Regions from separate parts of the Mus musculus genome. Here regions 2, 3 and 4 are each linked to region 1. A link is a loop called in an ENCODE intact Hi-C map of the cell type or tissue named here. Cell type or tissue: gastrocnemius. All regions are shown on one strand. Region 1 holds the start of Gopc (golgi associated PDZ and coiled-coil motif containing). Region 2 has its middle 5.2 kb from the start of Fam162b. Region 3 overlaps Ros1 (Ros1 proto-oncogene). Region 4 has its middle 16 kb from the start of Dcbld1.

What was found. A loop is a pair of places that touch in the nucleus more often than their neighbours do. Peaks named below come from ENCODE experiments on the same cell type or tissue, not always from the same donor. Only the 100,000 strongest peaks of a DNase experiment are listed, where the experiment ranks them.
Region 2: a loop joins it to region 1, with 6 times the contacts of the local background. A loop is called at or near these places in 2 of 42 quality-filtered maps.
Region 3: a loop joins it to region 1, with 6 times the contacts of the local background. A loop is called at or near these places in 22 of 42 quality-filtered maps.
Region 4: it touches region 1 in a loop (7-fold over the local background); 23 of 42 quality-filtered maps call a loop at or near these places.

The regions. Positions count from the first base shown.
Region 1 is chr10:52,380,723-52,388,722 of GRCm38, reverse strand. Gopc (golgi associated PDZ and coiled-coil motif containing) reads left to right here and starts at 6,599. Exons shown (of 9, transcript NM_001199272.1): 1 at 6,599-7,112. The coding sequence starts at 6,825. It also overlaps the pseudogene Rps19-ps10. In gastrocnemius, a CTCF peak has its summit at 3,259 (motif pointing right); DNase peaks (open chromatin) are centred at 3,265, 3,790, 6,559 and 7,263; H3K4me3 peaks cover 3,475 bases; H3K27ac peaks cover 6,673 bases.
Region 2 is chr10:51,591,615-51,599,614 of GRCm38, reverse strand. No RefSeq gene overlaps it. Among named protein-coding and RNA genes, the nearest start is that of Fam162b, 5.2 kb to the right of the region's middle. In gastrocnemius, a CTCF peak has its summit at 4,318 (motif pointing left); no DNase peak of the experiment used is centred here.
Region 3 is chr10:52,102,856-52,110,855 of GRCm38, reverse strand. All of the region lies in intron 27 of Ros1 (Ros1 proto-oncogene), which reads left to right. Among named protein-coding and RNA genes, the nearest start is that of Vgll2, 84 kb to the right of the region's middle. In gastrocnemius, a CTCF peak has its summit at 4,520 (motif pointing left); a DNase peak (open chromatin) is centred at 4,518.
Region 4 is chr10:52,213,340-52,221,339 of GRCm38, reverse strand. No RefSeq gene overlaps it. Among named protein-coding and RNA genes, the nearest start is that of Dcbld1, 16 kb to the left of the region's middle. In gastrocnemius, a CTCF peak has its summit at 4,370; DNase peaks (open chromatin) are centred at 3,617 and 4,357.

The sequences.
Region 1 (8,000 bases):
TAGCTTCTCCCAGGTCCTATTCAGATATCTGATGTAGGTACCATCACTTTTCCTTTATAGATGTGGCTGCTCTGTGTAAAAATCAAGGTAGGTGCCACCTAAGTGGATTCCTGCTGCAAAGAGTTCCTTTTTCTTTGTTCGCAGGATTTCAAGGGCTTTGGGCACAGTGTGCAAGTTGTTCTTAAGTTATGACCAGAATCAAGAGCAATAGCATACGAGCCGTTCCTGGGACAGCCTGCAAAGTAAAACACTTCTGGTTCTCATGAAACTATAGGGGAAGGGACAGTGTTATTGGCTTCTAGTGGGTAATAGGCAAAGATAATCCAGCTAAACACCCTATAGGGACAAATGTCACCCATGGGGGGGGGGGGGGAATTTACAGTCCAGAATGTCAGTATTGCCATTGTTGAAAAAAAAAAAAAAGGAAAAAACTACAGGAAACACAAATGAATATTGACTTTTACTGATCTATTAAAAACCAAAGATCAAAAATAATTGGCCTCTACTCTAAAATTTTATTTTTGGAGCAATTATCACCAAAGGCACCATGAAGAACTCTGTAGAAATTGCTTTTAAGTGAGTGTTCCTGATGTGTTAAATGGAGGACTTAACTCTTGTTTCTGACATTTTGATGAATTTTAATTAGTGTCACAGGATATCTGCATGAGAAGGAAGCTCAGAGATAATATTCTGAATAACCTCTTCACTACTATCCATAGAAAATTTAAGTCCAGAAAAGAAATTGACTTACTATATCAGGCCTGATCTGGCTCATAATCTGACCATAAACTTAACAGAAAGCTTTACAAAAATAAAAAACACATAGACTTCTTAGTATTAAAAAATACTTTAAGGATATTTTAATGCATATACAGTTCTTTCAAAATAGTTTATTCTGAAACATGCTGAATACAGGTGTTAAAGTAAAACAGAAAAAATACACTTCATTTTTCTTTTTGTTTTGTCTTGTTTTCTCTCATAAAATGAAGACAGCTGGGAATAGTGGTACCCACAGTTCCAGCACGTAAGAGGCTGAGGCAGAAGAATAGTGAACCTGGGCTACAAAGCAAGTCTCATAAGTAGTTCTGTCAATGCATTCGTGTAGTCTAAAAATTGAAGTACAAAGCAAAGAAAATGTATTTAGAAATGTACCTCCTCTTCAGGAAGGGTCTTATAGAAGTAATCTATTAGAAACATAGCAAAGGAGGTTAATGAGCGGGAGTTTGTGTTTGGTCTATGAAGACTGACAACCTGGGAAGTAAACAGTAAGTTGACAGTGAATAAAGAGAAAGAGTCAATGACCGGTAAATGCTGATAGCCATTGATAGATAGTGGTCTTAGATAATGAGCAGTGGGGGACGGTAAATGAAGAGTGTGGGCTTAAAGACTAACTGAAAGTTAGTCTTAACAGTACAAAGAAATGGGAACTGAAAACTTTTGTCATGCTTTAAGTCTGTATACACCGTACAAAATATAGCATCTGAGACCCTTTAATTGTAGAACAGAAGAAAACAATTTTAAACCTTAAATTATCCTGAGCTTAATAAACAAGACAGAATATTGCTAAATAAACATTTCTATGTTGAAGACATATTATTTAAATTTTAAAGACTAATGTGGATTAAGAAATATGTCTATGCCTTAGACAGTATAAAAATCTATTTAGATATGCTCTGTTGCATGTATCAAAGGTGTTTGAAAAGCAACTGCTTTTAGAATTTCCTAGGTAAATAATGAATTATCTTAACCCTCAAAGTCATCTACAGTTACAGCATTCCTCCCGGAGTCCATAGAATTTGAGTTTTGTTTTGTTTTGTTTTGTTTTGTTTTGTTTTGTTTTACAAAATTTGTGTGTGCACGTGTGTGTGTGAAAGCACACATGTTCATATAAAGAAAAGGCCAGAGGGTGACCGTAAGTGACTTTTGTAATTCTACAATTTAGTTTTAGAAGCAAGGTCTCTCACTGAAACTGGATCTCATTGATTCAGCTGGATGGGCTGACCAGCAAGACCCCAGAAGCCTCCTGTCTGTCTCAAAGCACTGAGAGCATAGATGCACACCACCAGATATGACTTCTTTTATGAGGTGTTAAGGGTCCCAACTGAGGCCTTCATTCTTGGTCACCAAGCATTTTATTTGCTGAGCCATCTCCCAAGCTAGCATCTGAGATTTCAACCTAAGCAGGTCCCAGCGTAGGGCTTACCTGCTAAGGTGTTTCATATGGCGACCACAAAGCACTATAGCAGACACTTGCAGAACCCTAAGTGGGAATGGAATCCACAGCTGCACATGAGAAAAGAAAGGCAGGTGACTGAGCTAACCCTAAGTCACTCCACCAAAATTCTCACATTTTTAGAATAAGACAAGGAGTTTCCCCATTTATATTAAAAGAAACAGAGGAAGAATGTGGCTTAATAAGTCACCCCAAAACACTCAAATTTACTTCTTTTGTATGAATTTCTCAAATGTATAAATCATAACAATTTTATTTGACAAATATCATGACTATAAAATAAGTACAATGTTCTGAGGCTTCCCCACATTGTTAAAAGAAAATGGCAATACTTTCCTGACATTTCTTAACCCATCATACAACTGTTTAAAACTACTCAGAGAATCTAATCTCTTTTCCTACTCCTGGCAGGGCTACAGGAAATCAATGGGAACACAGAATGCTTAGCATAAACCTTGGAACAGAGTAGACTTTAAAACTCAATAGTCTCACTAGCCTGTGCAAGGCAGGCTTTCCATATTTTCTAGTGTCACTACGATTGGTGGTGCACTAGAGGAATCTACACCATTCACTGACTTTACAGATACCAACCAACTACCAAAGGACACACCAGAATCTTCCCACTTTCTCTGGTTTCCTCAGTCTTCACTCTGTCTTTAGTGGTAAAACTCAATATGAACAAAACAAGATTGTCAATCTGAATGTCTGAAACTCAGCAGTTGAGAGGCAGAGACAGGATGATTGTTAGAAATTTTAGGCCACCCTGGTCTATAAACAAGATCCCGGCCAGCCAGAGAGATACATAGCAAGACCCTGTCTCAAAGCAACAATGACAAATTAAAGACAGACTAGTTTTAGTTATATTATTTTATTTTAAATCACACAAGCATGATTTATGAGTTGGAAATATCTCCCAACCCAACAGTCTTTTTAAAGCCATGTGAAAGTGTCACAATACAAAACATCCAAGTCCAAATGCCAGCAAAGACAAAGCAACAAATGCAGATAGAGCACACTGACAACAGATGGCAGCACCTGACCACTGAGCCTCTTTTTCCACTTGCCTGTTCTATTGAGACTTCCACAACTGCAAAATCCCAAATTAGAGTAGGCAAAATGTTCTATTAGGACACCTCATGTGCATTTAAAGTCATCAATGAATACTACGATAATGAGTCCATAGAATGTGGCAGTCCATAAGATGTAGTATAATAATGTGACATGTGACCATGTGACATGAAACTAACCTGAGACATCCAAGGTATGACATGGCATTACTTGAAGTTGTAAAGGCTGTGATAGAAATGAAGTTGGGTTCTTTCATGCTGAAAATTAGGATCATTATCAGCCATAAGAACAATGGTCACTCCTTTCCCCTGGCTGGCAGCGCCGCAGGATGCCTGGAGCTACTGTAAAAGACATTAACCAGCAGGAGTTCGTCAGAGCTCTGGCAGCCTTCCTCAAAAAGTCCGGGAAGCTGAAAGTCCCCGAATGGGTGGAAACAGTCAAGCTGGCCAAACATAAAGAGCTTGCCCCATATGAGAACTGGTTCTACACATGAGCTGCTTCCACAGCACGGCACCTGTACCTCCACGGGGGTGCAGGGGTTGGTTCTATGACCAAGATCTACAGAGGAAGGCAGAGAAATGGTGTCAGGCCCAGCCACTTCAGCAGCGGCTCTAAGAGTGTGGCCCACCGGGACCTCCAAGCCCTGGAGGGGCTGAAAATGGTGGAAAAGGACCAAGATGGGGGCGGAAAGCTAACACCTCAGGGACAGAGAGATCTGGACAGGATCTCAGGACAGGTGGCAACTGCCAACAAGAAGCATTAGATGGATGCTGGGTTAATAAATTGTCTCATTCATTAAAAAAATAAAAGAATGGTCACATAAGCACAAAATATACTTCAGAGTCTCTCACGTAATTAGTAAATTTGGTATTTTAAAAGAAATATAATTTGCACTTGTGTGATTTATCTAAAAGGCGTTACAATGGGAAATGCATTTTTACACGTTGTTTATAGTTTTATATGTATACACCTGAGAAATACTGTCTCAAAAGGCTTTCACAAAAGGTCTGCCAATTTTTCATACTAGCAATATGAAATAGATTCCTTATTCTTCTGTATCCTGTAGCTAATGCCAAAGAGACCTACATTAAAATGTCTGCTGTGTGCCATTACTAAAACATTTAATCTGTCTACAATGTACTTATAAAAGAGTAATTATACTTACTGTAGGATGCTTTGAGAATCAAAGAAATAACTCTATACATAGAGCATTCTTAATTAAAAGGTATCGTTATTGTTCCAAGTATTTCCCCATTCTCACACAGTAAGTTTTATTTATTTATTTCATGTTCCTCAGCAGGCAGGGAGAAGTATCATTAGAGAAAATAGCCTGGAGTTTTCTCAGTGTTCTTGCAAATATTGTATACAAAAATATAACAGACTGGCATGAGGGGTGGTAGGCAAGGAGACTGGAGAGATGGCTTAGTAGATAAGAGTATTTGCTGAAGAGGAATTTAGTTCCTAGAACTCACATAGTGGCTAACAGAATCTGTAATTCCAGTTCCAGAGGGTCTGGTACTCTATTCTGGCCTTTGTGAGAGCCATGCATGCTTATGATACACAGACATACACATACATTTAGGGCAAACACACACACACACACACACATTTAGGCCAAACACCCATCAAGCCTCTTTTTCCACATTCATGTTCTGTTGTGACTTCCAGAATTGCAAAATCCCAAATCAAAGCGGGCAAAATGTTCTATTAGGAAACCTCATAAACATTTAAAGTCACCACTGAATACCAAGAAAATGAGCACACAGGATGTGGCAACTGCTACATAGTCACATCTACTGCTAAGTAGCAGATAGTGGGATGTGTGTGTGTGTGTGTGTGTATAGGTAGGTAGATATAGATAAATTATTTTATTATATATTTATATATAAAATACAACCAACCATTCGAAGAGGATGTTTTATACTATTGTGTACTAAGCCTATGAGACAGTCTCTGACTAAACTCAAGGGAAGAGTTGCATGGTTAGTTTTACTTGTCTAAGTTTGCTGAAGTCATAATAGCTTTTGCTTGATGGTAAGCAGTCATGCATTGGAGTAACCAGAGTGCAAACTAAATCTGTTATTTCTTAATTCTTATTGGTACTGCTTTGATGAGAGGCACACAATGCCATGCAGACTTTGGTTGATGATTTATTAGAAAGGTCCGTCCCAAGAACAACTTCCGAAAGATTATGGACTAATTTTCCACATACTCCCGTAGGCGAGTCAGGAAGCACAATTCCTACCTGCCTACTCTAATTAGTCTGGCTTCTCCTTTCCCTTCCGGACAGTCTACTGTTGGTTTAGACAGGGGTGGAGTTGGAGAAGTGGAAGAGATGAGAGGCAGGACACAAAGAAAGCTCTTGATAAATGCTCTCAAATGCACGCAACACTGGAATTAAAAGTCGTGAGAGCCTCACTGTCTTACTAGTTCGGCTTGGATGAGGTCGTTTCATTAGATTTTATGTCCTCAGTGCCTCAATCGGGATATGTATTCAATGTTTATGAACATATGAAAATAACATGGGAACGAGCACAATACTAGTTTATAAGATGATTACAGCATCCCAAGTGGTTGCTTTAGAAATATACGATCTGTGATGCAGTAAGATGAGTGCTATGTACCAAGTGATAACACTTTCACTTTACCTTAATTGCCAAGTGAAGTAAACTTTGGAAACCTTGTTACCCAAGCAAGGTAACACCACTGAGGTGGGGCAGCTAGTATGTAATAATACATTGGCCTAGAACCCCAGCTTGTCAATCATAGAAGGAGGAACCATTGATTCAACAAAACTTGCTCAGTAGCTTCCATAGGCAGCTTCTGGCTGGAATGCACCGTCAGGTTTAGCAACATTAGCCAGTGTCCCCACCCTCCCGCCCTAAGAGCTGGAAATCGGAAGAGAAAACGTGGCTATTGCGCATGCACACACGGCCCTCCCCGCTCCCACCCGAGCCCCTTGACACCCCAGTAGCAACTTTGCTAGACGTCTGTGGACCGGTTCCAGGCCCACTGTGAAGCCAAACTGGCGGAAGCCGGTCCCCTCTGCGACGTGGAATCTTTCCCTTCCCTTCCTCCGGTCTTCCCCACTTGCAAGGGGCCACCTCAACCCTTTGCTTCTCAGGGTTTTGCCGGTCGTCAAAATGGTCGCAGACAGGCTTGTGGAGGCGAAGGCTTTTCATTGGCTAAGCTCTCGTACGGCCCCGCCCACTTTCTCCCTCTGGGCTGCGCCTGCTCTGGGCTCCGCTACGCACGCGCGGCGGGGGCGGGCCGGCTTGCGGGCGGGGCGGGTCTTCCGTGTCGCTGTCGCTGCTTCAGCCCCGCTTCCTTTGCTGCTCTGGAGCTGCGCTGCCGGCGTTGGCGGCGCGAGGGAAGGGAGGGGACCGGCGGGTGTGTGTCTGTGTGTGTGTGCGTGTGTGTCTGTGTGTGCGCGCGCGCGGGGGGCGCCGCGGTGCTAGCAGTTCCCCTCGCGCGGGGCGGGCGGCCAGAGTGAGCAGCAGTCGGCGAGGCCCTGGACGGCGCCATGTCGGCGGGTGGCCCATGCCCGGCGGGAGCCGGCGGCGGCCCAGGGGGCTCCTCCTGCCCTGTGGGGGTCTCCCCTGGCGGGGTGTCCATGTTCCGATGGCTTGAGGTGCTGGAGAAGGAGTTCGACAAGGCCTTCGTGGATGTGGATCTGCTTTTGGGCGAGATCGATCCGGACCAGGCGGACATCACTTATGAGGGGCGTCAGAAGATGACCAGCCTTAGCTCCTGCTTTGCGCAGCTATGCCACAAAGCCCAGACTGTGTCCCAGATCAACCACAAGCTTGAGGTGAGCCTCGGGGGCTGGCAGCAATAGCATTCAACCCCAGGCTGTCCGAGGTCGTTAGATCCCATTTAAAGCACTAGGAAAATGATCCTTAAAAACCTACCCACTGGACACCTCAGCTTCGAATGCGATGGAGAGTGCGTTTTATACGTGAGTGAAGCAAAGGAGTGCGGAGCGGGTGGGGGAGGAAAAGGATGCAGACTGATGTGTGGGTCTCCAGACGTCCTGTCATCCACCTCCCAGCATCTCATGCGGTGGGGACAGGAGCTAATCACACTACCTGCCTTGTAGGTGTTATTACCAAGATCTTCTGTCGGGGAATACCTCAACTCTCCTCTTCTGCTTTGATAATGACAAGCTAGATGATGTATTTTCAGACAGATGCAGCTCTGATTATTTTCATCCAATAGCCCAGATCAACGTCCGTGTCTGTACACAGAGACATGCATGAACTTAGGGGAATCCGATCAAAGCTCTTGGGGAAATGTAATGGAATATATATGTTCCTATCTACCTTCTCAGTTTACATTCACACTTGGCAGATATTACGGGCAGCTATGTCTTTAGAGCTGTCAATATTCAAATAACTTCTAGTATTGAGTGAGATGGTATGTCTTTGTATTTTACAGTATTTTCCCTAATTTCAGACCTTTGAGACTATGTAAAGACAATCCTTTGCTTAGGTCTCTAATCAGAGCAAGGGGAGTGTGATTGCAAACAGGAATTCCAAACCTCCCATTTTGTGTGGAAAATTCAACTAGGCCAGTATTACAAGATTTAGAAATTATGGTGTACTAACATTATATGGGAAACCTTTTAAAAATAGACAATTTCAGTAGAGAGTAGCTCTTTGATTTTAAAAAGGATTAAAAAAAAAGAGAGATACTTTGT
Region 2 (8,000 bases), 790 kb after region 1:
CCATGAGTCTAAATTTTATAGCTCCAGATCCATCATGAGGACTTCAGGACAAGTATAGTTCTTTATTTGATTTCATGTCCTGTATTTCTGGCAGTTATTAGGCTCCCAATTACTGTTTCTGACTTCACACCAAAACACATCTATTCTGTTATAACTCAGTTATTATCTTGCTTATGTTTTTCCTCATTTATACCTCCAGTGAAATGCAGCATCCAGCATACAATCACAACATTTCCTTTCATGGGAAAGTGTTGTACTATGTTGGTTAAATTAACAACGTGTTTGATCCTTACAAGAAAAATACACATAGTAGTGTTTATCTGATATCACAGAGAATGTGGTAACCTGAGAGAATTATCCCCAATATTTTTATCCAGAATGAATTTAAAGACTATATCTTTGCTTTATGCTTGTGTTGCTTGTGAAGAACACAGACAATGGGGAAGTTTCTTACATTTTGGTTTTTTTGTTTATTTTTGTTCGTTTTAATTTATTAGCTAAAAGAAGCCTAAGTTTTGGAATTCAGCTCCTACTTCTGTGAATGCCAGAGCTTTCTTTTCTTTCAAGCAGCATTCCAAAATTAAATAAACACATACACAGAGAGAGAGGAGGGGGTGGGGGAGAGGGGGAGGGGAGAGGGAGGGGAGAAGGGAGGGAGAAGGGGAGAGGGGGAGGGAAACACATACACAAATACACACACAAGCACAGACACACACCCACAGAAACAAACACAGATAAACACACAAATAATTACAAACATACACTTAGGCACACATTTACACAAACATACACCAGCACAGATACACACACTCACAATACACACAAGCACCAACACATATGTTCACAGCACACACAAGCACAGATACACACACTCACAAGCATACTCACAAACACAGACACACACAAACACAGACATACACAAATACACACACACACTCACATAACTTGCCATCTACTTTTCAAGGATGTCAAGAAAGTAAGAAAACTGCTCTGAGACACTGGAACATTCATTTCTTATTTTCCTATAAAATATAATGAGCTGTGCTTGGAGGTAATATGATTGGACCAGTGTCTGAATCAATGAGAACGGGTTTTTGTAAGGTCCCAATTGCATGTTTATAATAAATATCTGGGAAGAGAGGGAAGAGAACTCTAACCTATTGTCAGCAGGCCTTAGGAGGCTGAATTGCTATATATTATTAACACAATTTATATAAAATATACATTTGGAAGTCACAAAGAGTCTTCTATTTCCTCATGGTTAAATTGTTCCCTAAAATCAGATATAAAGAATTTGGGTAAGAAATGTGAAAGAGAAGGGTTGATTGCAGGGCTAATTTTCTCTCAACAGATATCCTGGAGACATCAGAAGGAAAACATTTTTAATTTTCTCCTTTGGCATTATATTAAAGTCTCAAAGAAATTCCTCTTGATTTTTCTACCAATTTTCAACAGCACTGTTAGTTTAAAAAGAAACAAAAAAAAAAAAGGAAGAAAAGAAGGAAAAGGAAAAAGAAGATAAAAGGAAGGAAAGAAAGAATGAAGGCCATTAAAACTACTTGTCTAGGGGTAGCTAATATGGCTTCACTGCTACAGGAGCTTGCAATCAAGCCTGATGACCTAAGTTTGATTCCCTGAGACCCACGTGGTGGAAAGAGAAAAGTGCCCCCCTTTAAACGCATCTCTGATATCCACACTTATGCATACAATGGCGTGTGCATACACAGAGAGATATATAATTGCAATTTAAAAACTAAAAAATTTGTATTTGGCCTATCATATGAGCTTGTTATAAAGATCAAAAGATAAGACACAGGGCAAGAAAGACGGTTCTGTGGTTAAGAGCATTTGTTCTTGCAGAGGGCCTGGGTTCAGTAGCAGTATCCCCAGCATAGGGATGCCCAATTATCCCAAACTCCAGTTTCAGAAAATCTGATGTCCTCTTCCAAACTGCCTAGACACTAGATATGCATGTGATGCACATACATACACGAAGCCAAAACACGTATGTATGTAAAATAAAAAGTAGATCTCAATATTTTTTTAAAGATAATGCACATTAGAGTACTTTGAAAGCTGTACCTCACTATTCAAAATATTATTACTGTCGTCACCACTATAGCCTTTGCTTTCACAACAATCTTGTGGTGTAACTCTGAGGAGGAAGTTGAGGAACAGCAGGGTTGAGTATCCTGCTTATGTCCACACAAGTTGAAATGAATTCACACACGTGACCTGCCACTAGAACAGCGGCTCACACACAGTGCAGTTGAGCGAAAGATTTCTGGAATTTTATATGAACACTTCTTGCATGTCCTTGCCATACACTGTTTAAACGTGAAGGAAAAGAAGAGCCAGAAAGAATAAACTATCTTACAGACAGTCAAATGAAAAGGTTCCACTCGCATCACAAACCTGTTTCTCCAGTAAGATGAAAGAAGATGTGACAAGGAGGAAAGACTGCATTGCAACACGCTCTCACATGAGCAGGAAAATAGGTGGGCTTAGCATGACCAGTGCCTAAGGACATAAGGGATTACCATACAATATAAATGGAAGGATGAGGCAGAACAATTCATTTACTAAGCCTCTCTGGAGGAAGCCTCTGATTCAGAAATTCCACAGTTAAACTTTAAACCTCTAAAAACAGGTTCTTTCCAATACAGAGACATATTTACAAAGTGTTATTTACAAAATCCTTAGATAATAGAAAGCTTTGAAAATTGAAAATTTTAAACCTATACAACTAAATAAATTATGGTACACTTTCTCAATGAAAGACCAATTTTAAAAACATTTTAGAGTGAGGGTAAATTTACAGGAATAAGTATTTAAAGTCCCTACATGCAATTTATGAAGAAAGAATAAGTTGAATAAGTGTAATTCTTCCACAACTTAGATAGATAGATAGATAGATAGATAGATAGATAGATAGATAGATAGATAGATAGATAAAGACAGACAGATGATTGATAGAATAAAAAACACACACTCATAACATTTCCCCCTAAACATTGCATGGCCAAGTAGATTTTTGTTCATGAGATTTCTCCTTCCCAGGTAACCATGTCTCTTGCTCTGGTTTGTGCGACTATAGTAGTGGCGAGCACTCGTAAGCTCAGTGCTGGAGAGAGAGGCAGAGTAGACAGACACATGAAGCTCACTGGCCAGGCAGCCAAGCCTACCCTAAGCGGCTATTTCTGGGACAGGAAAAGACCCTGTATCACAAAGGGGCAGCGATAACAGTGGCAATGCAAAAGCACTCGGAGGTGCTTTCTGGCCCCCACGTGCACACCCATACATGAGCACACATGTCTGACCCAACATGTACACACATACATGAATATATACAACCATACACACACACACACACACACACACACACACACACACACAATCACAGAAATCAAAGTATGAAGGAGCATCATCTTGTTCAAACATTTTCTTTCTGTTGAACAATGTCCTTAAATCCAGTTAGTTGTACCTGAGTAAAACTGTACTGCCCCATCCCTTTGGATGGTTTTAGTGGGTTATTGAAATTAAACTCAAGAACTATTCATTGAAAAATATCACTATCTAAACATAGAATTAAAGCAAACAGCAGAATTCATGTCTAACAGAACACCCTACAAATAATTATAGCAGGTAGATTTTAAAACAACTGAACTGTCCACAGCAGAGATGCAGTAAATTATGAATAATCTCATTTTATGAATAAACTCAACACTAACATGTCACAGAAAATAAGATTACATATAATATAGTGATATATGTCACTATATCAATATGAAATTAATTGTATATCATTGATATATATATAATTTAACATAATATAGTGGCATATATCTATAACCTTATAGCATATAAGTAGAGAGGCAGAGGCAGAGGAGTGTTAGTTCACGCCTGGACAGGCACAGTTTTAACAGGAAACCAAGGAAAGGTTATACTATAAAAGCCCATTTCAAGTTCTAGAACTTAGAAAATTCATGGAAAAAAGTTAGAACAAGCGTGTTGAAGTCGAACGCTGTGGACAGAAAGCTTTCAAGCTACTCAGGTGGGGTATGGGATAGTGGCCTTAAATTCATGGGTTGATTCCGTGTCCTTTAAGCTTGGACAAAACAGAGAAGTCTCACTTTTCCTCTGACATAAGAGAAGACTATGCTTAGAATTTTTCACTAACAAAGAGGAGAGAGTAAATCTGCGTACATGAATTTCGGAATACAGACTGTGAGTTACTTAAGAACAGAACGTCATCCTCTTCACCGCCCAGGAATTCCTTTAAGCGCCAGCTTGTAAAACAATTTGAGGATATTTCTGCCACCTAGTGGGCATTTGTATTTTTACTCTCAATAAAAAATTGAGAGCCACAATGGATACTTTAAAACTAATTTCCTCAATGGGAGAAGAGGCCCTTGGCCTTGAGAAGGCTCTATGCCCCAGTATAGGGGAATGCCAGGACCAGGAATGGGAGTGGGTGGGTTGGGGAGCAGGGGGAGGGGGAAGGGGATAGGGAATTTTCAGAGGGAAAACTAGGAAAGGGGATAACATTTGAAATGTAAATAAAGAAAATATCTAATAATTTTTTAAAAAATTTCCTAAGTGCTAGTATTTATGTTTCAGTATAACTCAGTACTGACGAGTTAGAGCATAGACAAAACATTTATTTTATTCACTTACTTATATAAGTCATTAGAAGTCATAACATAAATATACTCTTTAAGCAAAATACACTTTTAATGTTTAGCAAGATAATCTCATCTTTTACTTTATGCAATTATTTTACCAAATGTAAATGCAATGCATATGCATACAATCTTCATTACATACTTTATACCATTTGCTAATTCATTCCAAACTTTTAACATTCACCCCTTGTGCAAACAATAAAATTCCACCTGAGTGTTTGGAATCTTCTACAGTTGTGTCAGGCCTTACTGACAGTTAAATGAACACTACCCGTCATCTGACTCTCCCAGCTTACCTCTATTGTGCTAACTTAGAACCTAGTTCAAACGTTCGTTCATAGGGGACTATTTACGTTATAAAATATAATAGAAATTAAAACCTAAATGTAAAGTCTCACACAGTCTTTCTTGGAAACGTATGTGTCATCTAAAAGTGCCTTCTTATGGCAAAGCCTCAGTTGCTCCATGCTGACCATGGTCATGACCTCGTGTCTTCTAGATACTTCAAGAACATTCCAGAAAAAGTCAACCTCACTCTTTGCCTAGGAAGCAATTGATGAAAAAATAGCCTTACTTAGCATGAAGCCCAAACATGCTGAAGAGGCTTCACAGGTAAGTGGGGAGAGCTGAGCACAGGAAGGTTTCTTGTCTCACTGATACAAATTTTACTCTTCCAGGATTATTTAGTAATGGAAGACAGGAGGAAGAGACACAGCCAAGTTCAAGCACGTCTGAAACATATTGTTTGTGCTGGACTCTTGATGAACAAGAAAACATACTTTAGAATTTTTATTGGGCTGAAGGAAAGAAGAAAAACAAAACAAAGCAGGGCACTACTAATTAAAATTTTATGTTCACCTATATCTCAAGTTTACTTTATGTTTATATTATTATATTTGTTCTTTGACAGTTTCATACATGCATATAACACCTTCTGAGTACTCTCCCTCCACCCTCTCTTATTTCCCTCCCATCCCTTCTCCCTTCAAGTTCACTTCCCATGTGCATGACATTTTGTTTATATTGTGTCCCACAGAGTTTACTCAAGGCCATCTGTGTGACCATGGATTTGAAACTAAGTACTGGAGCTTGGTCCATAACTGAAGATAGTAATAACCTCCCCTCCCCCTCTGATCTATCAATACCCAGCAATTCAGCAAGGAGGAATAGGGTCCCATGCGCTCCACTGGATCTACTGTCGACTGCTGACTGCCCCTGTCCTACACAGGTCTCTGCGGCTGCTGTGATTTCATGATGGCAATGGTCATGTCAAACCCTCAACATTTCAAGGTTCTTCTCCTTGTCTTCAGCTCTTATGTGCTTACTTACTTATCCACAGTCTTCTCAGAATCCTAGAGGACATGGTATAAATATCTTGCTCAAAGCTATGTGCTCATTTATCACATGCTCTCAGCATCGTAAGCAGCCATGCATCTCTACGTTCACTACTGTTCACTTGAATGAGAGGCTTATCTAACTGAGAAGTAGCACCTGTCTATAGATAGAAACATCAATTGTTTGAAGGCAGCTGGTATCAAGCCAATTTAGCTAAACAATGGCAGTAAATTCCCCTGTAGGGTCTATCATCTCCCTAGCCATGTGTTTTTGATTCCGTTTACAATACCAAGCAAAACACTTCTGTGGAATGGACTCCAGATCTAAGCAGAGTGTGGTTGGTTACCCCCATATTTATGCCACTACTGCACCAGTGGGTGCATCTTGCATACTAGGTTGTTATTAGGGTTTGCAGTGCTCACAGCTGGGTAAGGGTGCTGATGAGTTTCTTCTCTTACAGCCTGCATAGCATCTTCCAATGCTAAAATGGCATAAAGAACTAGGGAAGCATTTAACTTTCGAACTTTGATCAAAGCATGAAAATTTGAATCCCATAAAGAATAACATTGTGCTGTATGCTATATTATTTTGTCTGACATGAAGTCTCACTATGTACCCCATGAAGGGAGGTGGCTCTGATGCTTTGATTGGGAATCTATGTTTCCTGATGCTGAAGGTCCTCACCCCCCAATTGGTCTTTTGATCTATGACTAAAGTTGCCAGTAGCCAAAGGCTGAGCAGGGGGCAGGACACTGAGAGTTGCATGGTTAGGACACAGAGAGAATAGGAAGGACTAAAGAACAGGAGAAGGGGACACAGTAGTGGAGGAGATGAAGCCAACCAGCCATGTGAGTTCACAGGTAAGTGGCCTGTGGGGCATTGATTAACTGGTGTGTGTGTGTTTTCTTCCTTCCTTCCTTCCTTCCTTCCTTCCTTCCTTCCTTTCTTTCTTTCTTTCTTTCTTTCTTTCTTTCTTCTTTTTTTCTTTCTTTTTTCTCTTTCCTTTCTTTCTTTCTTTCTTTCTTTCTTTCTTTCTTTCTTTCTTTCTTTCTTTCTTTCTTTCAAGGTGAGGACAGAACCCAGAGCCTTGCACTTGCTAGGCAAGCACTCTACCACTGAGCTAAATCCCAAACTATTGGAGGATCCGAGAGCTCTGAATCGCCAGGAACTTAAAGCAATGTAGACAAAACTACAAGCTCCAACACCAAGGTGATTTGTAACTTACTATGTAGCCAAGAATGACCACAAGCTTGGCATTCTCCTGCTTCCAATTACCAGTTCTTGGATTACAAGTGTGTACCACTATACTTGGCTTCATTTAATTACTTTACACTGCTGATAGTGATACACAAAATCTATCAATTAACCTCAGTATTTCTGGCTTGGGTGGCTGGAGTACACATTTTGTGTGTGTTTCCAGTGTTCATGTCAGCATAGCTGAGTGTGCTGAGTTGCATGTGTTCTGCTGTTCTAAATATGAGTCCCAGTCTGAGAATGAAGCTTAGTGTTAGCTTGCATAGTGAGTACAATGATTTATGTTTAAGTTCCAGCATGGTTAAAAATTCTGAGTATAGACCTGGGGAACAGAAACAGAGAAAAATAGATTTGATTATATAAACCTACGACAGTGACCTGCCTGCAGGATATACAGATGCAATTGGGAGTAAACAACCAGTTTTGGGTTGGATTTAAGGCCCATTCCTTGAGATGGAACCCAGGTCTGACACAGCTATGATAGCCCAAACTCTGAAACTAAATAGATCACAGACCTAGGGGGAAACTTCTCATTTGCATGTGCACTGTGTTCAGGGACTAGTCTGAGATGGCGGAAAGAAACCACAGTTTCTAAAGTACTATTTAGAGAGTAAGACCTCAGCATTGTCAATGCTCCTAACCTCAGACCCAAACCTTACTCTAGCTTACTGTATCTCCTCACTGTATTTTTTTAAAACCCCACAACTCCCCACCTAACATCACTGC
Region 3 (8,000 bases), 280 kb after region 1:
AAATTCATCTGGAATAACAAAAAACCTAGGATAGCAAAAACTCTTCTCAAGGATAAAAGAACCTCTGGTGGAATCACCATGCCTGACCTAAAGCTTTACTACAGAGCAATTGTGGTAAAAACTGCATGGTACTGGTATAGAGACAGACAAGTAGACCAATGGAATAGAATTGAAGACCCAGAAATGAACCCACACACCTATGGTCACTTGATCTTCGACAAGGGAGCTAAAACCATCCAGTGGAAGAAAGACAGCATTTTCAACAAATGGTGCTGGCACAACTGGTTGTTATCATGTAGAAGAATGCGAATCGATCCATACTTATCTCCTTGTACTAAGGTCAAATCTAAATGGATCAAAGAACTTCACATAAAACCAGAGACACTGAAACTTATAGAGGAGAAAGTGGGGAAAAGCCTTGAAGATATGGGCACAGGGGAAAAATTCCTGAACAGAACAGCAATGGCTTGTGCTGTAAGATCGAGAATTGACAAATGGGACCTAATGAAACTCCAAAGTTTCTGCAAGGCAAAAGACACCGTCAATAAGACAAAGAGACCACCAACAGATTGGGAAAAGATCTTTACCTATCCTAAATCAGATAGGGGACTAATATCCAATATATATAAAGAACTCAAGAAGGTGGACTTCAGAAAATCAAAAAACCCCATTAAAAAATGGGGCTCAGAACTGAACAAAGAATTCTCACCTGAGGAATACCGAATGGCAGAGAAGCACCTGAAAAAATGTTCAACATCCTTAATCATCAGGGAAATGCAAATCAAAACAACCCTGAGATTCCACCTCACACCAGTCAGAATGTCTAAGATCAAAAATTCAGGTGACAGCAGATGCTGGCGAGGATGTGGAGAAAGAGGAACACTCCTCCATTGTTGGTGGGATTGCAGGCTTGTACAACCACTCTGGAAATCCGTCTGGCGGTTCCTCAGAAAATTGGACATAGTACTACCGGAGGATCCAGCAATACCTCTCCTGGGCATATATCCAGAAGATGCCCCAACTGGTAAGAAGGACACATGCTCCACTATGTTCATAGCAGCCTTATTTATAATAGCCAGAAGCTGGAAAGAACCCAGATGCCCCTCAACAGAGGAATGGATACAGAAAATGTGGTACATCTACACAATGGAGTACTACTCAGCTATTAAAAAGAATGAATTTATGAAATTCCTAGCCAAATGGATGGACCTGGAGGGCATCATCCTGAGTGAGGTAACACATTCACAAAGGAACTCACACAATATGTACTCACTGATAAGTGGATATTAGCCCAAAACCTAGGATACCCAAGATATAAGATACAATTTCCTAAACACATGAAACTCAAGAAAAATGAAGACTGAAGTGTGGACACTATGCCCCTCCTTAGAAGTGGGAACAAAACACCCTTGGAAGGAGTTACAGAGACAAAGTTTGGAGCTGAGATGAAAGGATGGACCATGTAGGGACTGCCTTATCCAGGGATCCACCCCATAATCAGCATCCAAACGCTGACACCATTGCATACACTAGCAAGATTTTATCGAAAGGACCCAGATGTAGCTGTCTCTTGTGAGACTATGCCGGGGCCTAGCAAACACAGAAGTGGATCCCCACAGTCAGCTAATGGATGGATTACAGGGCTCCCAATGGAGGAGCTAGAGAAAGTACTCAAGGAGCTAAAGGGATCTGCAACCCTATAGGTGGATCAACATTATGAACTAACCAGTACCCCGGAGCTCTTGACTCTAGCTGCATATGTATCAAAAGATGGCCTAGTCGGCCATCACTGGAAAGAGAGGCCCATTGGACACACAAACTTTATATGCCCCAGAACAGGGGAACGCCAGGGCCAAAAAGGGGGAGTGGGCGGGTAGGGGAGTGGGGGTGGGTGGGTATGGGGGACTTTTGGTATAGCATTGGAAATGTAAATGAGCTAAATACCTAATAAAAAATGGAAAGAAAAAAAAAGAGCACATTGACTGAGGAGGGAGAAATAACACAGTGTTCATTTTCAGATGTCATGAACAATTACACAGAAAATCTGGAAAATATGGCAAAAACATTTCTCTCAAAACTAGCAAGTGATCTGTCAAGTCTGTAGAATGCTGAAAATTTAATTTTTTTCAGCAACAAACCAGTCAAATTTGCAATAAAGTAAGACTATTTGTATTGTCATCTCCCCAAATGAAATACTTGTATATAAGTCTAATGAAATATGTACAAACCGTATATGACAAGTTCTACCAAATTCTGGTGGGAGTACTAAAAAGAAGTGAATGTTTACAGAGACTACATTCATGGATATAAAGTCAAGATGCTGCCTCTCCCTAATTTGATCTGTCAGTTCAATGCAGTCTTTCAGCATCCAGGAAACGATCTCGTGGATATTGAGAAGCACATTGTAATGTTTATGTGAAGATTAAAAAAGAAACTAACATAATATCAAAGGAAAAGTGTAATGTCAATAGGTATGAGCTAACCTGAACTCTTTATACAAAGTTATAGTTATCAAGGCCCTAAGGCATTGAAAGACAGTGAATATAGCTAAACAAACAATAGTGTAAGTAGACAGCTTGGAGACAGACCCTCATAAATATAGTCAAGGTAATCTTTTACAGAGGGATAAAAGGAATATAATGGTGAAAGGAGAATATTTCTAACAAGTTAAGTTAGAAAGAAAACCTTTTAATCAACCCCCAAATTAGCTAATGGTGAATTAGAAACCTAAAGGTTTATATTTGGATTAAAAAAAAAAAAAGAAAGGAGCCATGAAATTGTAAAAAGATGTGGAGAAAACACGCAATCATAGAAATCAGTGAAAGAGACCAAATTGAAAAGATCACCTCACCTATTATATGATTACAGCTGCATGGCATTCTGCAAATGCAGAAATCACAGCCACAGTGTGTTGCTTGGTTTTGTCAAACTTGACACCAACTAGAGTCACCTGGGAAGAAAGAACATCCATTGGGGAATTATCTCCATCAGACTGGCCTATGGGTCATCATCTTTTTCTTATTTTATGGAAAATAGTTTTTTTCTCATATAGTATATCCTGATTACTATTTCCCCTTCATCTACTTTTGTCTACCACCTGGACCCACCCCCTTTTCTCTTTCTCAGTATGTTCTTAGCTGCTATTTGATGTATGAGGGTCCAGCCCACTGTGGGTGACCACATCCCTAGGCAGATGGGTCTGGGAGAAAAAGGAAGCCAGAGAGCAAGCCAGAAGAAGCAAGGCAACAAGCAGTGTCCCTTTTTCAGTCTCTTGCTTCAGTTCCTGTTGTGGCTTCCCCAAATAACAAGCACTCAAATAACTAGCAAGTGATCTGTCAAGTCTGTAGAATGCTTCAAGGGTACACCTTTGAAGCCAAATAACTCTTTCTTTTCCAAGTTGGTTTTGGCAAGCATTTTTCATAGCAGCTAAGAGGCAAACTAGATCAGGTAGTAATGAAATCAGTGTTAGCTAGGAGTTGAGGGGAAAAGGGATATGTAGGTGGAACACAGAGTGTGTTTAAGGTAGTGAAATGCCTCTGTAGGATAACGTTAAGTGTGGGACCATGCCATAGGGCATTTTCTAAATCATCAAACATACAGAACAACAGAAAAGCCTGATATACACTATGCTCTTTTGGTAATAACATTTTCCAGTGGGCTCATTGACTATAGGGGGGGATTATTGGTAATGAGGGAGTCTATGCATTAATTGGGACATGTATGTGAGAGCTCTCCAACTTCATATCAATTTTATTGTGAACTCCAAACTGCACTAGAAAAAATTGTTGATTAAGAAAAGAAAATGCTAGTCCTTTGCCTGCGAGCATAGCAGAATATCATTAATAGTGTCAAGGACTGGCTCTCTCCCATGGAATGGGTCTCAAGTTGGACGAGTCATTGGTTGGTCATTTCTTCAATCTCTATTCCATCTTTATCCCTTTACATCCTGTAGGCAGGATAAATTTTGGGTTGAAGGTTTGTGGATCAGTCAGTGTCCACCCTCCACTGGAAGTCCTGCCTGATGACAGGAGGTGGCCACTTGATTAGGGTTTGGTGGCCTACAATTGGAATATAAAGTGAATATATAAATGAACTAATGGAAAAGTGGTTATAAATATGCGGACAATTAGTAAAATAACTCAATTAAGGACTCCACCAAAACAATGAAATATTTAAAAAAATTAAATTTTGTCTGCATGATAATTATATGTTCTGAATTACATAGTAATTGTAATTGGGCTTTGTAAGTCAAACAGAAGAGCAAATTTTAGCACAAAGTAGTACAGTGTAAGTTTGTGGTTAAACAAGGAAATAAAGCAACCAATGTGCATGGGGGGGTGGGGGGAGGAATGAAAACAAGATGCAGACTCTGTTTGATGTTGAATAACAGCCCCAACATATACCTAACAGAAAATGTTCTAAGGGAGGCAGAAACTCATTACAGTCTAAGATGTTCTCATTAGTGTGGAGGGAAGCGTCCCCTTTACCAAGCGCTAGGTCCATTTGGGAAGAGTGCTTTACCTCCATCTGCTGGAGACTCTAGGCAATTACTAGTTTCTTTGCTCCTGAAATAGCATGTTCAAAATGTAAAGGGTTTGAAAGATGGAACAATCACTAGATGGTCCATCCTTTCGTCACAGCTCCAAATTTTGTCTCTGTAACTCCTTCTATGCAGGGATCCATCCCATAATCAGCTTTCAAATGCTGACACCATTGCATACACTAGCAAGATTTCGCTGAAAGGACCCAGATATAGCTCTCTCTTGTGAGACTATGCCGGGGCCTAGCAAACACAGAAGTGGATGATCACAGTCAGCTATTGGATGGGTCACACAGCCCCTAATGGAGGAGCTAGAGAAATTACCCAAGGAGCTAAAGGGAACTGCAACCCTATAGGTGGAACAACAATATGAACTAACCAGTACCCGGGAGCTCTTGTCTTTAGCTGCATATGTATCAAAAGATGGCCTAGTCGGCCATCACTGCAAAGAGAGGCCCATTGGACTTGCAAACTTTATATGCCCCAGTACAGGGGAACGCCAGGGCCGAAAAGGGGGAGTGGGTGGGTAGGGGATTGGGGGGGTGGGTATGGGGGACCTTTGGGATAGCATTGAAAATGTAAACGAGGAAAATACCTAATTAAAAAAAAAAGAAAGATGGAACAGTAGAAGGGAGACGGTGTGTGTGTGTGTGTGTGTGTGTGTGTGTGTGTGTGGTGTGGTGTGTGTGTGGTTTGTGTGGTGTGTGTGTGGTGTGTGTGTGGTGTGTGTGTGTGGTGTGTGTGGTGTGTGTGGTGTGTGTGGTGTGTGTGGTATGGACAGGAAGTGAAATTTTTCCTTCAGTACCTACCAAATGACATTTCTAACATTTCAATATATCTGCCATTTTAGTTGAATAAAAACACATAACATCACTCTTTAATTTTTTGAATTAAATTTTTTGTCCCATTTTCCCTAATATAAGGATCCCATTGTTTATTTAGACTAGAATTCAGCACAAATGAATAGCATCATGTAACTGAAGAGTGGCCCGTCCTGTATCATTAGTGAAATTATCTTTCTCCAAATCCTCAGGCCTTCCCAGTGTCCTCAAAGTTAGAATCACGGGTTCTTTGTTCACTCCCTTTTCTCAGGAATCAAAGGTGTAGGTCTAGGCGAGCATGCTTTGCTCACTTTGGAGTCCATAACTGGAATCTCCACATTAGGGTCATTTCGCAACAGCTTATGATCTATGATAATAGATAACATTCATTTGAAGTGTGGAGCGCTAGGAAGTAGAATGATACATAAATATTTGTGCATTAGATAACTTTCTGTAGAAGAACTGGAGTCACCTTCTCAGAGAAGTGGAGGCGTGGGACCAATCAAGTATTTGGTGCTTAGACATCCCTCTCTTAAGTCTCTTGTTAGATGCAAGGGGTGCATTTATAGTTTGCAAAGCACCAGTTAGGAAAAACTGTAGCTAAAATGTGTCACTCTAACTTCCGGAACTCTGAGCAAGTTCAGTCTGAGATTCCGAAGCTCCACATTCCACTGCTGGATAAGCAATAAAGCATCAAACTAAAAATGAATGTATCCAGTGTCATGGTGGAAGAAAGCAAGTCTGTGATGGGGACACAGAAGTAATGCTCTCCCCTGCATTAGAGCATGGTCAGGGCTTCCCTGAAGATATGATGTATGGAGAAGATCATTCCAGACTGTGGAGGGAGCCTGCACCAGGGTGCAGACTGGTAGAAACCTAGCTAGCTTGCAGACAGTGCAATGTGAGCAGAATAAAATACAATTTTGCAGAGTCAAGAGACAAGACAGAACAGTGGACAGGAGACGTAATTTTTAAACTCCAGTAGACAATTGGTCAAGGAGTGGGTATAGAGTTGTTAGGTTTCAGATAAAATCGCATTTGCCAGTGGTTGGCATCGTTGTATAACGATGATGTGTTTTAGAAGACAGCTTACGTAGTACTTATCAGGTGAGTGGATCAGAATTATAGTCAGCTGCATGTGACAGAGACATGATTTTAGCGGCATCAGTGATGTGGTGGTTAGTGTATGTCAACCTGACCCATGTTCGAGTCACCACGGATGAGGAAGCTTTAATCAGACAGATTGGCATGTGGATGTACCTATGGGGCATTTTCTTGATGGATGATTGACGTAGCAGGGCCCGGCCCACTATAGGTGATGCCTTCCCTGGGTGGGTGGTCCTGGACTGTAGAGGAAAGGAGGCTGAGCAGGGTATGAGGAGCAAACAAGTAAGCAGTGCTTCTGCCTGGCCTCAGGGCCAGTTCCTGCTTCCAGAGTCCGTTCCTGACTTGGATTCCCTCACTGACAGATTGCAAAGTCTGTAAAGTAGAAATAAACCCCCTTTCCCTCAAAATTGGTTTTTAATAGGTGTTTTATTACAGCAACAGAACAGCAAACTAATACAGAAATTGGCAGCCTTTTCTAGGCCATACCCCTAGAAAATACCCCTGTAGTCCCCTCCAAAAAAAGCCTGCCAATTTGTCAATTTGTCCACTCTGCTGGTTAGTTTATGTCAACTTAACACAATGCCACCTAGAAGAAGGAACCTTAACTGAGGAACTGTCTCCATAAGACTGAGTGGTGGCCATGCCTGTGAGGTGTTTTCTCCCTTAGTGATTGTTGTAGAAAGGTTTAGCCCACTGTGGGAAGTGCTACCCCTGGGCAGGTGGTCCTGGGCTATACAAGAAAGTAGACTGAGCTACCCACAAGGCTCAAGCCACTAAGCGGTATTAATACATGGAGTTTGCTTTCAAGCCCTGCCTCCATGCTTCTGTTTTGGTTTCCCTTGATTGTGGACTATAAGCTGTAAGCTGAAATAAATCTCTTCCATTTCACAGATTGCTCTTGATCAATGTTTTCTCACAGAAGCAGCCACAAACTAGAAGAAAGGAAACCTTCACTGTGGTGTGCCACTGTGAGGGCTAGAGCACACAGCCCTTTCTATCCCTACTGTAGTCTATGTGGCTACTGCTCCCTCAGTGTATGTTCAGGGTGTGACATATCTGGTTGCGTGTTATACATAGGTACTCTATCATGCCACTAGGACCTTGATTTCTGTTTTCCCTATATGTTTGTTCTTGTTTTTTGACACATGGTCTGTCTAGGTACTTGAAGTTAGTCTTAAACCCATTATGGCATTCAAGCTGACATCAAGCTCTTTTTTATTTTAATGTATTTATTAGAACATATTAATTGTACATAAAATGGGTTCATTATGGCAGTTTCACACACGTACATAACATACTTTGATCATACCCACCCATTTCCTTCTCCTAGTCTTTCACTCTTTCTCATATTCTTCCTCTTCATCTTGCCACCCTTCTACTATTTCATATAATTTTAAAAAGTTTTTATTTTCTCTCTCTCTCTCTCTCTCTCTCTCTCTCTCTCTCTCTCTCTCTCTCTCTCTCTCTCTGTGTGTGTGTGTGTGTGTGTGAATGCAGGTTTATGCTTGTCATGATGCATCTGTAAAGGTCAG
Region 4 (8,000 bases), 170 kb after region 1:
CCCACATATATGTATTTATATTATCCAAGTATAGCCTTCTGCCAGAAGAAACCAAGATAAGTAGGAATGTGCAATAAAGTTATGTCATATATGTCACAGGTTTACAAACATTTTTCCATCTTAGAATTATAACTCTTTTTCCCCCCTTGAGACAGAGTCCCACTATTTAGCCCTGGCTGGCTTGGAACTCCCTATGTAGAAGACAAGGTTGGCCTCATCTGCCTGCCGCTGCTTCCTGAGTGCTGGGGTGAAATGTGTGTACCACCATACCTGGCTTATAGTAATGTTTTGATTTTGTTTCGTTTTTCTTGACAGAGGGTCTCTCTCTCACTCTGTAGCTCAGGCTGGACATGAGCTCAGATGCTAGAAGTACAGGTATTGTGTGAACTGTCACCCCAAATTGCACACATACGGGGGTGAGAGGGCTTAGCTGGTAAAGGTGCTTGCCACCAAGCCTGAGTTTCTGTGTTTGATCCTGGGAACCTACATGAAAGAAAGAGAGAACCAACTCCTCCAATTTGTCTGTGATCTCCATGCACAAAGCCCACTGTAGCACCTTCACCAACCCACATTAAATAAGCTAATGTAATAAAGACTATTAAAAACCAAAACCACAGGGCTGGAGAATGGGCACAGGTTACCCACTTTCAGGAGACCTAGTACCCACTTTAGGCAGCTTTCTCTAGCTTCAGGGGATCCAACACCCTCTTGAGTCTCTGAAGGTACACACGTACACACACACACACACACACAGAGAGAGAGAGAGAGAGAGACAGAGAGAGAGAGAGAGAGAGAGAGAGAGAGATACACACATATACACACACCATATAGTCCTAAGGCAAATACAAACACATATATAAAAATTATAACAATAGGGCTGGAGAGTTGGTTCAGTGGCTAAGAGCATTGACTATTCCTCTAAAGGTTGAATTTAATTACTAGCCACTCCATGGTGGCTCACAATCATCTCTAATGGGATCTGATGCCCTCTTCTGCTGTGTCTGAAGACAGGGACAGTGTACTAACATACATAAAATAAATAAATCTTAAACAACAACAACAACAACAACAAGATGTGTGTCATCACCACCTGGTGAGGCACATTTAAAAAAATTATCAAAATAAATCTTAAAAAAGCAAATCCCAAATCATCCCTACATAGACACACAATGACTCACACAAAGAACCAACTGACTTTCTGCTCCCCTCCCCTTTTGGGACGGGGCAACTCAGGCAGGGATTGCAGGTGTAAGCCACCACACCACGATTTACTTCTTTCTAATACCTTTCGCTAAGGTAACCATTGTTATGTTTGGCGTGAGTTCTTCCAGCAAGTTCAAAATATGGCTTTGAGTTTTACTTTAGGAGCATTGCTAATTAAGTGTAATTATTGTATCATGGGTGTGCTGACCATCATACAAATAAAAACTTAAAGACAGATACAATTTGGTTTAAAATTTGTGGTGAGTATAAACTTGGAGTTGCTATGAATGGGCTCTTTGATTTCATTCCTTTGCACAAGAAAAGCTGGTTGGACTGGTTTTTCTTCGCTGTATACAGCATTCCTGGCACAGTTCGTCTTTCCCAAAATTCTTATCTACCTTGCGAAAACATTCTTTGTATTAACTCTTTATTTTTGCTGGGCAGTTCTAGGGAAAATAACTTTATTATATTTCTCTTTGCAGGAAAAAGGCCAACCCATATGGGTATCTTGTTGCTCTGATGTGATGGAAGCAAAAGCCATCTCTAACAAGTTAGGAAACACTTGTCATTTTAAACCTAATTATTATGTAGCATATATATATGATACTTTCATGTATATACATCATTACATTTTGCTCATTCTTTTTTACCCATTGCCATCTTCCATTCCTCCTTGCCCCTCCTGGTACTCTTTCTCTCTCTCTTTCTCTCTCTTTCTCTCTCTTTCTTTCTTTCTCTCTTTCTTTCTTTCTTTCTTTCTTTCTTTCTTTCTTTCTTTCTTTCTTTCTTTCTTTCTTTCCTTCCTTCCTTCCTTCCTTCCTTCCTTCCTTCCTTCCTCTTCTTTCTTTCTTTCTTTCTTTCTTTCTTTCTTTCTCTCTCTTTCTTTCTTCCTTTCTTTTTTTCTTTAAGATTTATTTGTTTATTTTATGTATATGAGTACACTGTAGCTGTACAGATGGTTGGTTGTGAGCCACCATGTGGTTGTTGGAATTTGAACTCAGGATCTTCAGAAGAGCAGTCAGTGCTCTTAACCACTGAGCCATCTCTCCAGCCCCCCTGGTACCTTTTCTTAATAGTCTTCCTCCCGTTCTCATCTCTCTCTCTCTCTCATACACACACAGTGTCATATATGTATGAGACATATATATGTCTTATGTCATATATATAAGTATACACGTATACTTAATGTCTTTAGATGTAGAACTGCATGTGAGATAAAACATACAGTGTTTTCTTTCTTCTCCCCATTGTCTGCTCTTGTTTCTTTCTGTCCCCTTTCTTCCCCAGACGTGGTCCCCTTTGGTCTTCATGCCATATATATTGGAACATGAGAAGCTGTAGAAATGGACATTTAAAATATCAAAACAAGCCTGGTGTGGTAGCTCACACATGCAATCCCAGTACTCTGACGGCTACCACAGGAGGACTGCTTTGAGCTTGAGTCCAGCCTGAAGATTTTAACCTGGTTCTGCTTCCTGGCTACAAAGGGACCCCCTGGTCTCCTGCTCCTGTTGGTGCCTCCTATGCCAGCATAGTATATGTCCCTTTGAATGGGACTCACAGTTAAAGACATTACACTGGGTCTCTGAAGAAACTTTGCAATTAAAAAAAAAAAAAAACTGGAAAAAAAACCTCACCAAAATTCAGTGGTGAATGCTTGAGGAAATGGCTGGGAGTGGAGCATGAGGTCTCACTTCTTGGTCACCCTTTTCTCTGACTGTCGACAAGCATTGTGACCAGTTGGCTTCCTGATTCTCTTGCCCCGTCCTTCCTGCCATGATGAGATGTAATCACACTCTGCCCCCACATAAATGTAAGCCAGAATAATCTCTTTCTGGCTTCAATCACCTTCTGTCAGGTATTTCGTTACAGGAAGAAGAAAGAAAGGCGCGTATGGAAGTGTCCTTTAGAGGAGATGCAAACTGTCTGGGCAAATAAAAATCTCCAAACATATTTCCTCCTAACAATAAAAGGAACTTGAATTTGTAAGCCAAATAGTGTGGTGCACGTCCGTAATCCTAGCCCCTAACACCTCCTACCCCCCCCTCCCCCCCAGGCTGTGGTAGAGAGATCAGCAATTCAAGGCCAGCAGGCTGAACCCAGTGAGTTCTAAGTTGATCTGGCAAAAAAACGTGAGAAGTGCCACACAAAACACAATCAAACCAAACCAAGTCAGAAGCACAAAGCAACTAACAGAAAACTCATACTCTCTCCTGGCTTCCTAGATTAGGGATTCGTTGTCTCTGTTCTTGGATTTATTTCTACGATGCTGTGAGAAACGTCTGAGTCCAGGCAGGCAAACACAAGCTGCTATGAGGAACTGTAGAGATGTGGAGAGGAAAGCAGGTGGCAGCACAAGGAGGCAGCAGGCCAGGCGCCTTCTATTCCACAGCCATTGTGAGCCCCGTGGAAAAGCAAAACAGCACAAGCCTTTCCTGCACGGTTCAGATGGGGTCTTTGCAGGAAAGGCTGAACAGTGCAGAGTGCATGGCACTAACACCCAGTTTATATGGTGCTGGATGGATGCCACGAGATTGTGCATGCTAGACAAACACTACCAATCAAGCTATCTCCCAGCCATTTAATTAATTAATTAATTAATTAATTAGAAATCAGGGTCATGTGCTGGGATGTATAGGCATTTACAACCTAAATATCCTATTTTGGTATGTATATATTTGTATAGCTTATATATTTGTATCCTATATATAATATATATATTTGTATCCTATCTGGGATGTAGAGGCATGCACATCCATGCCTGTGTTAAGTGAAAGGAGAGGTAAGTACTTACATTACACAACATGTCATGAGCCTGTGCAGTACAAAATATACATTTTTTTGTGACAAAAGGCTGAAAATATTTAGTTTTGTGATTTTAAGACTTCTATCGTTCTGTCAGAAAAATAACCTTTATGATGTTTTTATAAAAGACTTGAGTCAATTACAGCCATTGAAAAGTTTGTTCAAACTTCCCTGTCTTTTCTTGACCGGAGAGTCTGGAGACAGGACAGTAGTTCTGGAATAGGAGGAAGTCATTGCTCTCATGGGCAGTTGGCGACCACCATGAGAGAACACATAGGTGACCCAAAGATGTTTCTATTAGTTGTGCTTCACCTGCAGTCGGTGGAAAGCTTTGGGTCTGGGGAGTGCTACACTGCCACCGTGTGGAGCAGAGGCTTTCAGCGTGAGCAAGGTCGCCTGCTGCATAGCTAGTACTAGAAATTTACACAAGATGTACTCTAAAGCAAGAACATATGAAAATACCATGTATTTCCAGTTAGGCAAGAATTAAGATAATGATTGCTTTCTGTTAAATGAAGGTATGTAAAATAATAGTTACCTTGTGAGTCAGTCTCTTGGAACATTTGCTTGAATGAGAACCGTAAAGCTCATGGAGGAAAGAAGTGGATTTCTATTTTCTTCTGCACTAAGTCCCAATAGAGGATGACCACATGTTTCATTTTGTTTGTAATTAAATGTCTTCCCCAGGACCCCTCATGTGGGTACTGAGAGAGCTCCCGGCAATTGGAGCCTGATCATTCTCCTTAAGTCAAAAATAGGTATTGCTGTATGAGGCAGGGATTCAGAGCTCTTCTGTTTCTAACAGTTTGTTACAGACATAAGGGAGCTTACATAGAGTTAGAACAATAGGGCGATTTGAGGCATTAGCTGCAATCTAACGTGGGGTTTGGTGGCTCATTTGCACTTGGGGGATAGCAGTAAGAGGATCAGGAGTTCAAGGATGGCCTCAGCTACATAGAGAGTTCAGGGCCAGCCTTAGACTACAGAAAAGCCTGTCTCAAAATAAAACTAAAAGCAAAACAAAACAAACACCAAGAAGTTGATGGATCTAATGTTATTAGCAGCATGCTAAACTGTAACCAAATATCTCTCAATCATTGAGTAGACAATTGGAGGTGGCATATTCACATTGAAGAATATTGTCAGGGCTGGGGACACACTTCAGCACTATAACGTTTGCCAACATAAATATGGCTCTAGGTTCAATCCTCAGAACCAAAGAAAATGAAAGGAAAAAATATTTCAACAATAAAATGCAATGAAGTTTCAAGCATGAGTACTTTATGAAAGAACCTTAAATATTTTATACTAGTGGCTGGAGAAATGGCTCAGTGGTTATGAGCACTTACTGGCTGTTATTCCAGAGCACTTGGGTTCGATTCCCAGTGTCCTCATGGTGGATCCTAAACATCCATAAGTCTAGCTCCAGGGAATCTGACACTCTCTTCTGGCCTCATTGGGGACAGGAATGCAAGTGATGCACAAATACACATGTGTCTCCCCTGTCCCCACCAGTCATTGTGTACCAGTGGTCTCAGGATGCTGAGGAGCTGAGGAGCTGAGGAGCAGGGTCTCAGGTGGTAGAGAGTTAAAGCTCAGGTAAACTGTTTCAGAGGGCAGCACATCGATTGATATAGTGGGGCAAGTTTATACAGTTCGGGGACAGGGGCAGGACAAGGGAGGAAGTGCCCCACTGGGCCCAGGAAAATTCCAAGCTTATCAGCTAGATTAGTAGACTGGCAGGTCACATGATTTCTGAGAATCCAGTTCTCTGGTGTGAAAACAGAAGTTTAACTAACTTTATCATGAAGTGGCCTTTGTTTCTACAGGTTTGAGTAGGTCCAAGCCTGATTTGGGTATGAAGTAGCCCCACTCCTGTCACACTCTCTGAGAAGTGTCTATGGTATGTTCATTGTCCTACCATAATCCCTCATTTAGCTTAGGAGCCCAACACTGGTCACAACATCTGGTCAAAATACCAAAACACTCACACAATAAATTAACATAAAAAAAAACCCAGTATACTCAGTGGAAGAAGCCAGGCACAAAAGACCACACATTATACAGTTAATTTATATGGAATATCTACATTAGATATATCCATACTGTTTACCAAGGACTGGTGGAGAGGGAATGAGCTGTGTTGGTTAATAGGAATCCATTTCTGTTTGGATGATGGAAATATTCCAGAATTTGATAATAGCACTTGTCATATAACCCTGTAAATATACTAAACATCACCAGACAGTACACATTAAATAAGAGAACTGTGTTGTTTATGAATTATATCTGGAGAAAGGGGTTTGAAAGTGAATAGATACTGGCCATTATGCTCCCCCTGTGGCCGACTGTGAGCAAGAGGGAAGCTTCAAAGGAAGCAGAATATAAGAATAAAACTTACACATCAAAGTTTCTACAACTGCCTCTAAGTCTGTTAGCTTAGAGACATTTGAAGAGAGAAGAGATGATGATTGATGATGATAATGACCATTAATGATGATGATAATTAATGATCGTTGATGATGAAGAACAATCCAACTCAGTATGGTAGCACATCCTTTTAATTCAGCACTTGGGAGTTACAGGATTGGGAATTTAGTGATTCCTCTTGAGCTCATAGTGAGTTTAAGGCCTGGCTTAGCAAAATAAAATTATGTCTTAGAAAAAAAACAAACAAAACCAACAAATAAAGATAATAACAAAACAACAACAACAAAACTAACAAAACCAACCAACCAACAAACTAAATCTGAAAAGATAAAACCCAAACCAACTGAGTAGGCACTTGTCTGGAATCCCAGAATTTGGGAGGTTGAGGGAAGGAGGAGGAGGAGGAGGAGGAGTTCAAAGCTAATCTGGGCTATAAAGCAATACTCTGTCCCACAAAGAAAGAAATACAATAGCCCATACCTGTAATATTAGCTCTTGGAAGTACAGGCAGGAAAATCAAGGCCATCCTTGGATATATAGCAAGCTCACCACCAGCCTGACACATATGACTTCTGTTTCAAAAAACCAAAGAAAAGAAAAACGGAGATAAAAGAGAATGAAGAAAGAAAAAATGGAAAGGAAAGAAAGACACTCAGATAATAATAAATTGGCCAAACAAGCAAACAATGGAACAAGGCTTTGAGTAGACATTTCTGTGAATGCAGATATAAAACCAACTAAAATGGAGTATCAATGACTAGGATGGCTGATATACTTTGTTTTTTTTTTTTTATTTATTTTTATTATATAGAAGTACAGTGTAGCTGTCTTCAGACACTCCAGAGGAGGGAGTCAGATCTCATTACGGATGGTTGTGAGCCACCATGTGGTTGCTGGGATTTGAACTCAGAACCTTCGGAAGAGCAGTCAGTGCTCTTAACCGCTAAGCCATCTCTCCAGCCCCCATACTTTGTTTTATAGACACTATATATAATACTGAGACACAAACCATAGTGCTATGGCTAGGGTACTATGGTTAAGTAGAAGTGTTTAGTATCTGAACCAAAGTTTACCAATAAATAAATAAGGTCCTGTGCATCTGATGTTTAATTAGGACTCATCTAGTGATAGAGAAACAAGTCAAGAGAAAACAATTGACTTCTGAATGGGGGCAAACACTCTTATATGTATACACACACACACACACACACACACACACACACACACCTTTTTTTTCTTTTTGAGAAACTATCTATCCTTGGCAGGACTTGAACTCACAGAAATCCACCAGCCTCTGTCTCCAGAGTGCTGAGATTGACGGCTTGGACCACTACACCTGGCTGTGTGTGTGTGTGTGTGTGTGTGTGTGTGTGTGTGTGTGAAAGGTCTCATTTAGCTTAGGCTGGTCTTAAACTTGATATATAGTAATTTAATTTCCCAAAGGCAGTGATTATGATCAATGATCTCCACATCTGACTTATTTGTGTGTGTGTGTGTGTGTGTGTGTGTGTGTGTGTGTGTGTGTGTATAAGATTTTATCACATTGTGGAATACCTAAAAAT